2 separate regions of the Homo sapiens genome follow, and region 2 is linked to region 1. The links are chromatin loops, found by intact Hi-C in ENCODE. Cell type or tissue: testis. All regions are shown on one strand. Each heading gives the region's core, and the rest is flanking DNA. Links, peaks and the distances in the headings are about the cores only.

Region 1 (5,373 bases), core at 188-5,187:
TCAGAGTTGTCTGTGAGTCTGTTTCTATTGACTAGTATATCTCTTGATTATGGGTCACATTTCTCTCTTTCTTCACATATCTAATAATTTTTATATAGTGAACATTGTAAATGGTATATTGTAGAGACTGGATTCTGTTATCTTCCTCTGGGATTCTAATATACACTAAAGTTCAAGAATGGCTGCCCTTAGGGGAAAGTCATACAAGTGTGGACCTCACCCGGAGTGTCTTCCTTCTTTCAAGGAACAAGTCCCCTTCCTTTAGTCTGGTCGTCATCCAGTGGCATCAAACAGGTTTTTATTTTCACCTTGTCCAGAGTTTGTAATTATGATCTGTAGGAGGGGTTAGCCTTCTACAAATCACTCTACTCTGTTAGACCAAAATTTGGATATTCACATTTTAGTTCAAATACTATATTAAATATGGTTTGATGTTGTTTGCATTCTTTGTCATTTAAAAATAAATTTAAAATGTTTTTAGTTGTACTGGGCATGGTGGCACACATCTGTAGTCCCTGGCTACTTGGGAGGTTGGGGTAGGAGGATTGCTTGAGCCCCAGAGTTCAAGGCTATAGTGTGCTATGTTAGTGCTTGTGAATAGCCGCTGCATTCCAGCCTGGGCAACACAGCAAGACACATATATTTAATTGCTATTTGAATAAAATGTTTGTGAAATCCTGGAAGCACCTTACAGGTTTATGAGACACAGCTTGAAAATCTCTAGTATAAACCATATGATTGACCATTATGGGTATGGATTAGGTTCAACCAGGCATAGGATTATCTCTATGGCAACTGTCGCCATAGCATCAAGCCTACGAGAGAGGTGGAAAATGGGCTTGTGAAGAGTGAAGAGGAATGCAGGGTAATATCTTCCTGGTCCCCATTCCAGGAAATCCAAGAGACTTGCTTTGCACCTTAAAAGAGGAAATCTACAGATGGTGATTAGGTAAAAATGAGCTTTTTGCTAAAAGCAGCCACATTTCCAGCATTCCAACCTATTTTCAGAAGGAGGCTCCTCTTAGCTCCTATGGGCTGATTCATATCCACTTGGTTCATCAATCCTTACCTGTTAACCTGCTCACATGCCCCAAAGTGCAGAGGGTCCCTGCTCCTCAACGAGAAGCAGGGACTCCCACTCAGGAGGGAATTGGCCTCAAGTTTCCCAGTATTTCCAGCCTCTAAGACCTATGGACTGGAGAGAAAGTTCATCTAACTAAATCATTGCAGCCTCTCCTTTTTCTCCTCCCCATTCCTAGTCGGACCCACTAGTGTTTTATTTACCAGGGAGCAGACCTGGACCAAGCTTCTCCAACTTTTTGTTTGTTTGTTTGTTTTTTGAGACAGGGTCTTCCTCTTTCACCTAGGCTGGAGTGCCGTGGTACGATCTCGGCGCACTGTAGCCTCGGCTTCCTGGGCTCAAGTGATTATCCTGCCTCAGTCTCCTGAGTAGCTGGGACCACAGGCATGCACCACTACACACAGCTAATTTTCTTTTTTCTTTTAGAAATGGGGTCTCACTATGTTGCCCAGGCTGGTCTTGAACTTCTGGGATCAAGCAATCCTTCTGTCTTGGGCTCCCAAAGTACTGGGATTCCAGGCATAAGCCACAGTGCCTGGCCCTTCTCCAACTTTAATGTGCACACAAGTCCCTTGGGGGTCTTGTTAAAATATAAATCCTGATTTAGTAGGTGTCATGGGCCAAACTGTGTCTACCCCTCACTTTTTTTTTTTTTTTTTGAGACAGGATCTGGCTCTGTTGCCCAGGCTGGAGTGCAGTGGCAGGATCTCGGCTCGCTGCAACCTCCACCTCCTGGGCTCAAGTAATTCTGCCACCTCAGCCTCCTGAGTAGCCGGGACCATAGATGCACACCACCACGCCCAGTTAATTTTTCGTATTTTTGTAAAGATGGGGTTTTGCCATGTTGCCCAGGCTGGTCTTGACCTCCTGAGCTCAAGCAATCTGCCCACCTTGGCCTCCCAAAGTGCTGGGATTTCATACGTGAGCCACCGTGCCTGGTCATACCCCTCAAAATTCGTATGTTGAAATCATAATCCCCCTATCTCAGAATGTGAATGTATTTGGAGACAGGGTCTTTAAAGAGGTAATTAAGGTTAAATGAGGTCATAAGAGTAGGTCCTAATCCAATAGGACTGGTGTGCTTATAAGAAGAGGAGATGAGGCCGGGCGTGGTGGCTCACGGCTGTAATCCCAGCACTTTGGGAGGCCGAGGCAGGTGGATCACCTGAGGTCAGGAGTTCAAGACCAGCCTGGCCAACATGACGAAACCCTGTCTCTACTAAAAGTACAAAAATTAGCCAGGTGTGGTGGCGGGTGCCTGTAATCCCAGCTACTCAGGAGGCTGAGGCAGGAGAATCGCTTGAATCCAGGAGGCAGAGGTTACAGTGAGCTGAGATCATGCCACTGCGCTTCAGCCTGAGTGACAAGAGTGAGACTCCGTCTCAAAAAAAAAAAAAAAAAAAAGAGGAGCTGAGGACAGATGCAGAGGGAAGACCATGTGAAGACATACGGAGAAGGCAGCCATCCACAAGCCCAGGAGAGAGGCCTCAGAAGAAACAAACCCTGCTGACACCTTGATCTTGGACTTCTGGCCTCCAGAACTGTGAGAAAATACCTTTCTGTTGTATAAGCCGTCCACTGTGTGATACTTAGTTATGGCAGCCCTAGCAAACTCATACATGTGGGTGGGAAGGCACTGAGCTTTCTGCATTTCTAACAAGCTCCTGGATGCTGCTGATTCGAGGACCACACTTTGAGTAGCATGGACCTAGAGAATCTGATTCCTTTTTATTTTATGACATTGTCAGCAGCTTCCTAAGTCATTAGCAGGTGGGGAGGAGGACACTTTTTCTCAAACTCTGCCTTCCTAAAGATAGCTAAGGTAATTGTTCTCTACATTTTTTGTGGCACTTTTGAAATTTTACAAATAGAGTGGCACCTTTCAGTTTCTGTAAGTGAATGCAGTGGGCTGGATATACCCACACGGCATGGCAGGCATAGTATGCAAATTGAGGCACTCATGCTGTGTCTACAGTGGGCAGTTGCCACTCTGTCCCCATGCTAGAATGTGGGCTTAATGTGGTCATATTTTCCAAAACTTCAAGAGCCAGAAATTTGAATTTTTATATTAAATCTCTAGATTTTAAAACTTTCAAATGTTGGCACCTCCATCTGCTTATTTTTGAAATAATGTGAAGCAAAGGAGCTCTCTGAGGTGGTGCTGGACATGTTCAATATTTGGACCTCTACCTTGTTTTAGGTGTATACACATGTAAAAATTCATCATCCAGGTATAGCATAAGCAAACATTCATCAAACTGTATCATTAAAATTTGTACGACTTACCACTTGTAAGTTATGCCACAATAAAAAAGAAAAAAAATCTGCATGGGAATGATACACATGACAGTTATTACCTCTGGGGGCAGAGGCAGGAAAGGAACAGGGTTGGCCTTATGTGTATTTCTAACATATTTCTTCAAAGAGATAGAGGGCTGAAGCATATAGGGGGATTTCTTTCTTTCTTTCTTTTTTGAGACAGGGTCTTGCTCTGTTGCACAGGCTGGAGTGCAGTGGCACAGTCATAGCTCACTACAGCCTTGACCTCCCAGGCTCAAGCGATCCTCCCACTTCAGCCTCCCAAGTAGCTGGGACTACAGGAGCATGCCACCACGCCGCCTGGCTAATTTTTTAAATTTTTAGTAGAGACGAGATATCACTATGTTGCCCAGGCTGGTCTTGAACTCCTGGGCTCCAGCAATCCTCCTGCTTTGGCCTCCCAAAGTGCTGAGATTACAGGTGTGAGCTACCTCGCCCAGTCAGGAGAAAATATTAACAGCTGTTTCATCTCAGTGATACTAGGTATCTGCTTTATTGTTTTCTGTGTGTTTGAAATATTTCATAATTAAAATCAACTATTTTTTAACATTAAAAAAATAAAGCCTGGAAAGACCAACACTGCATGAACCAAATAAAACTCCTCAGAGGCTACTGCACCATTCTCTTGGTCTCCCTGTGGGACTGCACAGTTGTTTATGTACGAATGCTTACTGCCCTGACCCAGGGCTCCTGTATCTTCAGTAAATACCTGCTCCCTCTTTGTCACGGGTGTGATGTGATGTCACCCCACCCACTCAGCCCAGCACCCTCATATGCCATTCATCACCAGAAGTGTGTCCTCGGTGCAGCCTCAACTGTGGGAAAAATAACGTTTATATATCAACCCAAATTTGAAGACACTCTGTATTGGGTTCATAGTTTAAAGCTACCAGAGAACAGACTTCTCTGATCCTGAAAGCAATTAAAGCCTAGTGGTTGAACTCACTGGGTAGAAGCCTGGGTTTTCCAGTTTACTAAATATATGCCCCTGGGAAAGTTAGTTTCTCAGCTTCTATTTCTTCACCTGTAAATTGGGAATGACGACAGTATCTACCTAGTTGGGCTTACGGGTAGATTTAAATTTGCTGAGTTATTGGTGCATAACTGTTCATTAGTTATTATTAAGTAATTAATACTGGGTTGATTTTACTTTAACTATCTTTCTTACATCATAGATTGTCTGAGGCCACACCAGTATGAAATCAACAGCTGGCCACCAAGTCTCAAAGGGAAGATATTTTCGGCTGGGTGTGGTGGCTCATGCCTATAATCCCAGCACTTTGGGAGGCTGAGGTGGGCAGATCACTTGAGGTCAGGAGTTTGAGACCAGCTTGGCCAACATGGTGAAACCCCATTTCCACAAAAACTAGCTGGACATGGTGGTGTGCTCCTGTAGTCCTAGCTACTTAGAAGGGTGAGGCAGGAGAATCGCTTGAACCCAGCAGCCAGGAGGCGGAGGTTGCAGTGAGCCGATATCATGCCACCGCACTCCAGCCAGCCTGAGGGATGCACAGCAAGACTCTCAAACAGAAAAAAAGGAAGATATTTTCAACTCTGATTCAAGTGGCAAATGTAATTAAACATTGTCAAGTGCGGGGCAGTACAAACTTCTTTCTGCCTTCAAGGAATGGATCTGTTTCTGTCCTTCATGAAAAACCCTAAACGGCCAAAGCAACCTTAAGAGAAAACAGAATTGCAGAATCTCCAGGTTGGTTCTTTTCCTCTGGCCTCAAACCTCAGGGGTAGAGCGTTGGCCTCTCCCCTTGGACAGCATGCTGCCAGGACAGCCTCCCTGCTGACATGCCTGCCTGGGCTGCTTTCTGGGGCTTCTTGCTCAAGGTAATCCTCCAGGAACAGCACCCTGCTGGCAGCTTTGCAACCCCAAAAGGGCTTTCGCAATGACTAATAAAGCCATAAAGGATGAACACAGATCCAAAAAAATTCATCCCCTGAAGGAATATGATTTCGACTAC
Region 2 (5,373 bases), core at 196-5,195, 88 kb before region 1:
GATGTGCTGGAGGATGCAATCCCAGGGGAAATCCTCAAGCCACAGAAAGCCTCTCTCTGATGCCCAAAAGGTGCCCAAGTACCGATGCCTGTCCCCAAACCTACCCCAGTGGCCTCATTCCACAGACCCCCACCTGCTGACCCATGGCCTTTGTGCAGGAGAGAAAGAGCACTAGGTTGGAGTCAACAGAGGAGGATTCCAGTTCTAGCCTGCAAGAAGTTGCTGGGCAACTGGGGCAAATGGCTTGGCCTCTCTGGGTAACCACAGCCTTATCTGTGAAATGCTGGACCTGCCTGTCTCCACACGTGTTGTGAGGATCCAAGGAGAAGATGCAAGCAAGTGCTGCCAAATGCCAGGAGTCATCATTCCCACATAACTTCTCTGAGCCTCAGTCTACTCATCTGTAAAATAGGACCATGCCTGTTTTTCCCCTCCATGGTGGCTGAAGTTAAAAAGGGAAAATGGGCTGGGCGCAGTGACTCACGCCTGTAATCCCAGCACTTTGGAAAGCCGAGGCAGGAGGATCACGAGGTCAGGAGATCGAGACCATCCTGGCTAACATGGTGAAACCCCGTCTCTACTAAAAATTAAAAAAAAAAATTAGCTGGGCACGGTGGCGGATGCCTGTAGTCCCAGCTACTCGGGAGGCTGAGGCAGGAAATGGCGTGAATCCGGGAGGCGGAGTTTGCAGTGAACCGAGATCGTGCCACTGCACTCCAGCCTGGGCGATAGAGCGAGACTCCGTCTCCAGAAAAAAAAGGCGGGGGGAAATGAATAGGTAGAGCGCTTTAACACAGGCCAGGCACAGAGGAAACCCCCAGAAGGAGGCACCTCCCTTGGCACTGTTTTACCATTATTAGTGTTCTAGTCAGTAGTGGAATGCTTGAGGGCTGAAGTCAGAACTCCAGCTTATTCTTTCCTAGCTACATGACCTTGGCCAAGTCACTTAATCTCTTTGTGACCCCATTTTCTCATCTGTAAAATGGGAGTAGAAACAGCGCCCCATGGCACTGTGCGGATGAAATGAGAATACAGGTGAGCAGGTGTGCTGGCCTTACCGTGAGTGCTAGATGAATGGGGTCGCCAGTTTGAAGGTAAAGAGACTCCGGTGGTGTTTCCCTGATCTCTGATGCCCTCCTCCAGCCCTTTCTGCTTTCAGGGAGCTGCTCAGGGCCACCTGCCAAGCCCATCTAACCCTAACTTCCAACAGCTGTAAGGCCTTTTGGGTTTTTCACCTATAATTTCACACCCTTTCTCATCCTAAGGCTGTTGAGCTTTGTCCCAACACAGATAGCTCAGGTGACTTCAGCTCCCCTTGGCCAAGAGGGAAGAGCATGAGGCCAGGGCAGCAGAGCACCTGGGGAGCTAGTGACAAAAGGAGTCAGATAAGAGATTCTGCAAGTGGCCAGCTCTGAGCCTGGCTCCTGGCAGAAGGAATAGTGTCTCCCCAGGAGTCACAGAACCTGAGGCATGGCTTCTTACTATGTTTATGTTTTTGTTTTTGAGATGGAGTCTTGCTCCGTCGCCCAGGCTGGAGTGTACTGACACGATCCCGGCTCACTGCAATCTCTGCCTCCCAGGTTCAAGCGATTCTCCTGCCTCAGCCTCCCGAGTGGCTGGGATTACAGGCACCTGCCACCACGCCCAGCTAATTTTGGTATTTTAGTAGAGACGGGGTTTCCTCATGTTGGCCGGGCTGGTCTCGAAATCCTGACCTCAAGCGATCCACCCGCCTGGCATGAGGCGCCGTGCGGGGCCGGCTTCTTACTATGGATGGGAGCTACACCCCAGCATCCTCCTGATACCCCCGTGTGCCAGCCCCGGCTGCTTGTGAACTTCCCTCCCTTTGGTCCCTAGGAAGTGTGGGAGCTGGGGGAGCCTGGTGCTGGAGCAGGGAGGGTATACATGGGGCAGTGTGAGGGGCAGGGCTGCAGGGGTCATCTGAAACAGAGGAAGAACTCGGACTTCCTCCTCCAGGCAATAGGGAGCCCCTGAGGCTGCTGAGCAGCGAAGGAACACTGTGAAAGTGGAATTCTAGGAAGACACATCTGGCCAGTACAGAGGACGGAGAGTGGTGCAAGAAACATCTGTGTGTGAGACAGCCAGCCAGAGGAATCCTGGCACCAGCCCAGGGCGCCGGTGGTGACACTCCGCAGAGAAGGAAGTCTGCCCAGATTTGAGGTGTTTTCTGGCAGGTTCCTGGCTGTGGTCACTCTGTTTCCTCCTGGGGGTCTCTAGCCATCCCCTAGCCTTGCCAGAGACCACTCACAGGTTTTTGAAATTCTCCCCAAAGCTGCCTGACACTTTTCTCTCTCACACAAACTGCAAGGACTATCCAAAATAGGAGGAGGCCCTGAAGAAGGGGGAAGGGGAAGGAAGGCAAACGGCTTTAACCTTTTCCCGGCTGAACCACACCCCTAGCCCCAATTGTTCTTGATTCTTCTCATCCTCCAAATGGCCTAGAACTGTGGTACCCCAAGTGCCCTGGCCACTACGGGATCAAATTCAGACTGAAATCTGGGACAAAGAGAGCACTTTTTGGCAAAGATGAAGCCAAAACAGACCCTCAGCGGGCCTGGGCCCAGGCTGCTGCTCAAGGCAAGGAGATTCCAGAGCAGGCCCCCAGTGTGCAACCCTGATGGGCTTCCTGGAAAGGGAAGCCAAGCGGAACACTTCTAAATGACAGTCTAACATCCTTGCCTTTCTCCTTCCCTTCCCCAAGCATCTCCATTCCCCACTTTTTTCTCTATTCCAAATGGGTCAAGGTGCCCATAGGTCTCAGAACCTTCTTCCTCCAAAGTCTTGTCAAAAGGAAAAGCGAAAGAGTAGGCTACTGCAGAAGGCTGGGGTCAAGCGGGCAGAGTTCAGCTCCTCCCTGTAGCCTTGCCTGGTTAATATGGAGCCCTGGGGCTGTGAACCAGCACCAGCCTCTTTGGCCTTCCCAGGAAATAAGAGTGGCTGGGCCATCCTAGAACTCAGGAGAGGGCAATGAAAGCATCCTTGAAGACACTGGAAGCCACCATCCAGGCCCTGTGTTGCTGAGTGGAACCCTCAAAGGTCAGGCAGGCGCAGCAAACTCCAGCCAGAAGCACTGCCTGCACCAGGTGACTTGGAGAGTCACCTCCCCACTGCCACCCCTTCCTCCTCTGTTAGAAATTTCCTGGCATGAGAAACCAAGATACATGTGAAACCTCTCTGCAGGTCCAGGCAAGGAGAGTGCTAAGTTTGAACCAGTCTCTAATGTTGCTGCAACTTGCTCCCCACTCTGCAGATTTCATCTTCGGCTTCACACCCTTTGTTGGCTCTCTGCTGCCTGTGGGACACAAGCCTATTCATGACCTCTGCTCAACTGACCTCTCTAGTCACACGCCCTGCCACCCTTGCTTGTCCGTCCCTGCACACTGCCTGGCCTGCCTGAGGTCTCCACAGGTGTAACCTGCTGTTCCACAGCTCCCTCCTCCCCATCACTCCTGCAGATCGGTCACACTTCTAGAACTATGCTTACCATACTGGACTTAATGATTTGCTTGTGAAACTGTTTCCTTCCAAAAGCCTGTGAGCTTCTTGAAAGTCATGTCTGTGCCTTGATATTTCCACTGTCCATCATGGTATCCAACACATACCTGGACCTATGACTAGAATACATTTCCCAGCCTCCCTTGCTGGGAGGTACAATCATGGAACTAAATCCTGACCAGTGGCACATGAGCAGGGTAATGTACCCTTCCCTTTGGCATAACCCACAGAATCTCCCTGCAGTCCTTCATATTCTCTCTTCCTTTGCCTGCTGGCTAGATGCAAAACTCCACGCAGGATGGGGTCACCAGCTGGGGGAGTCTGAGTTCCTGAATGACTGCCTGGAGCAGAGCCCTCTAGTGACTTGTTTAGGTCTGGGACCTGTGCAGAAAATAAATATGTTGAGTCACTGAGTTTGTTATACAGCAGTTAGCCTGCCCTGACTCATACAGAGGAGCTCAATCAAGGTCTATTGAAACAAACTAAAAGAGGGAAGGCAATAGAAAATGTAGATTCCTCCTGCGGTTCTATCCTTAGATCCAATCAAGTCAGGCATTACATTCCCTGCATGACTCAACTATTGCTGGAACTAAACCATCACTCCTCTCCCACAGCTGTATCTATCAAACCCACATGCACAGTGGTTAGAATGCCATGCTTTCCCCCGGAAGGACTGAGAAGGGTGGAGGACTTGCCAGATGGCCTCTGAAAGTCACTCTAGGTGAATGGGCCACACCTCAAGATCCTGGTTTCACAAGCTTGTAGAAAGCACACAGAGACACAAAGCTGAATTGCAGGGAGGAGCCTCCTCCTTGCCACAGGGACATCAGCATGCCTGACACATGACCCTCAAGCTCAGAGGAACCAACGATGGGAACCCACCGCCTCTCTGAAGCAGCCCACGCCATTCCTGGGCAGCCTCTGGGAAGTGCTGCAACAGGGCTCCTCACAAAGCCCAAGTTCACCAGATCAGATCCCCACCTGGTCACGAAGGGCTATGACCTAACAAGGGAAAGATCACACTGGGACCGAAAGAAGAATAAGAGAGGAATGGAGAAGAGGGACTTCAAACATATCCTCCCAATGTTCCACGCCGGTGCTACTCAAGGCAGACTGTGGCACTGACATCATCTCAGAGCTTGATGGAAAAGCACAATCTCAAACCCCAGGCGGACCTGCTGAATCAGAATCTTTTAGCAAGATTGCTAAGTAGTTCATGTGCACATGAAAATTTGAGAAGTCCTCATTGTTCTCTGCCATAAAGATTTCATCTAATCCTTAACAAGCAGATCCCAATAGTAAATCTAGCCCATAGGCAAAGATGGGCACACAAGAGGAGGAATGGGAGCTAAATAAAACTTGCCTTTAAAGCGGAGGAGGAGGACAGCAGGCCTCTCTCTCCCATTCCTTCATAACCAGCGGCAGCTCACTATGCATTCATTTATTCATTCAACAATGATTTCCCAAGCACACACTATATGGCAGGTACTGTTCTAGGCATCGGGAAAACAGAAGCTATGGAGCAGGCAAGATCCTGCTCTCTGAAAGCTCACATTCTGGGGAGAAGGGGAGGGAGGTGGGGAATGACATAGTAAACAACAGTTAAGAAGACAATGGGCTGGGCATGGTGGCTCATCCCTGTAATCCCAGACTTTGGGAGGCTGAGGTGGGAGGATGGCTTGAGCCCAGGAGTTCAGCCTGAGCAACACTGGGAGACTCCATCTCTCCAAAAAAAAAAAAAAAAAAAAAAGATAATAACAGGTTGTAATAAGTGTTTTGAAGACAGTAGAATGTGACAAAGTGACCAAGAGTACATGAAATGAATGCATGCCTTGGGGGGGGGGGCTCTCTGATTCT

Evidence for each region. Peaks named below come from ENCODE experiments on the same cell type or tissue, not always from the same donor. Only the 100,000 strongest peaks of a DNase experiment are listed, where the experiment ranks them.
Region 2: it touches region 1 in a loop (4-fold over the local background); 33 of 110 quality-filtered maps call a loop at or near these places.

Annotation. Positions count from the first base shown.
Region 1 is chr10:103,865,395-103,870,767 of GRCh38, forward strand. No RefSeq gene overlaps it. Among named protein-coding and RNA genes, the nearest start is that of SH3PXD2A, 13 kb to the left of the region's middle. In testis, for the core only: no CTCF peak of the experiment used is centred there; no DNase peak of the experiment used is centred there.
Region 2 is chr10:103,777,584-103,782,956 of GRCh38, forward strand. All of the region lies in intron 2 of SH3PXD2A (SH3 and PX domains 2A), which reads right to left. Among named protein-coding and RNA genes, the nearest start is that of SH3PXD2A-AS1, 33 kb to the left of the region's middle. RefSeq lists an enhancer at 1,878-2,377. In testis, for the core only: no CTCF peak of the experiment used is centred there; a DNase peak (open chromatin) is centred at 2,098.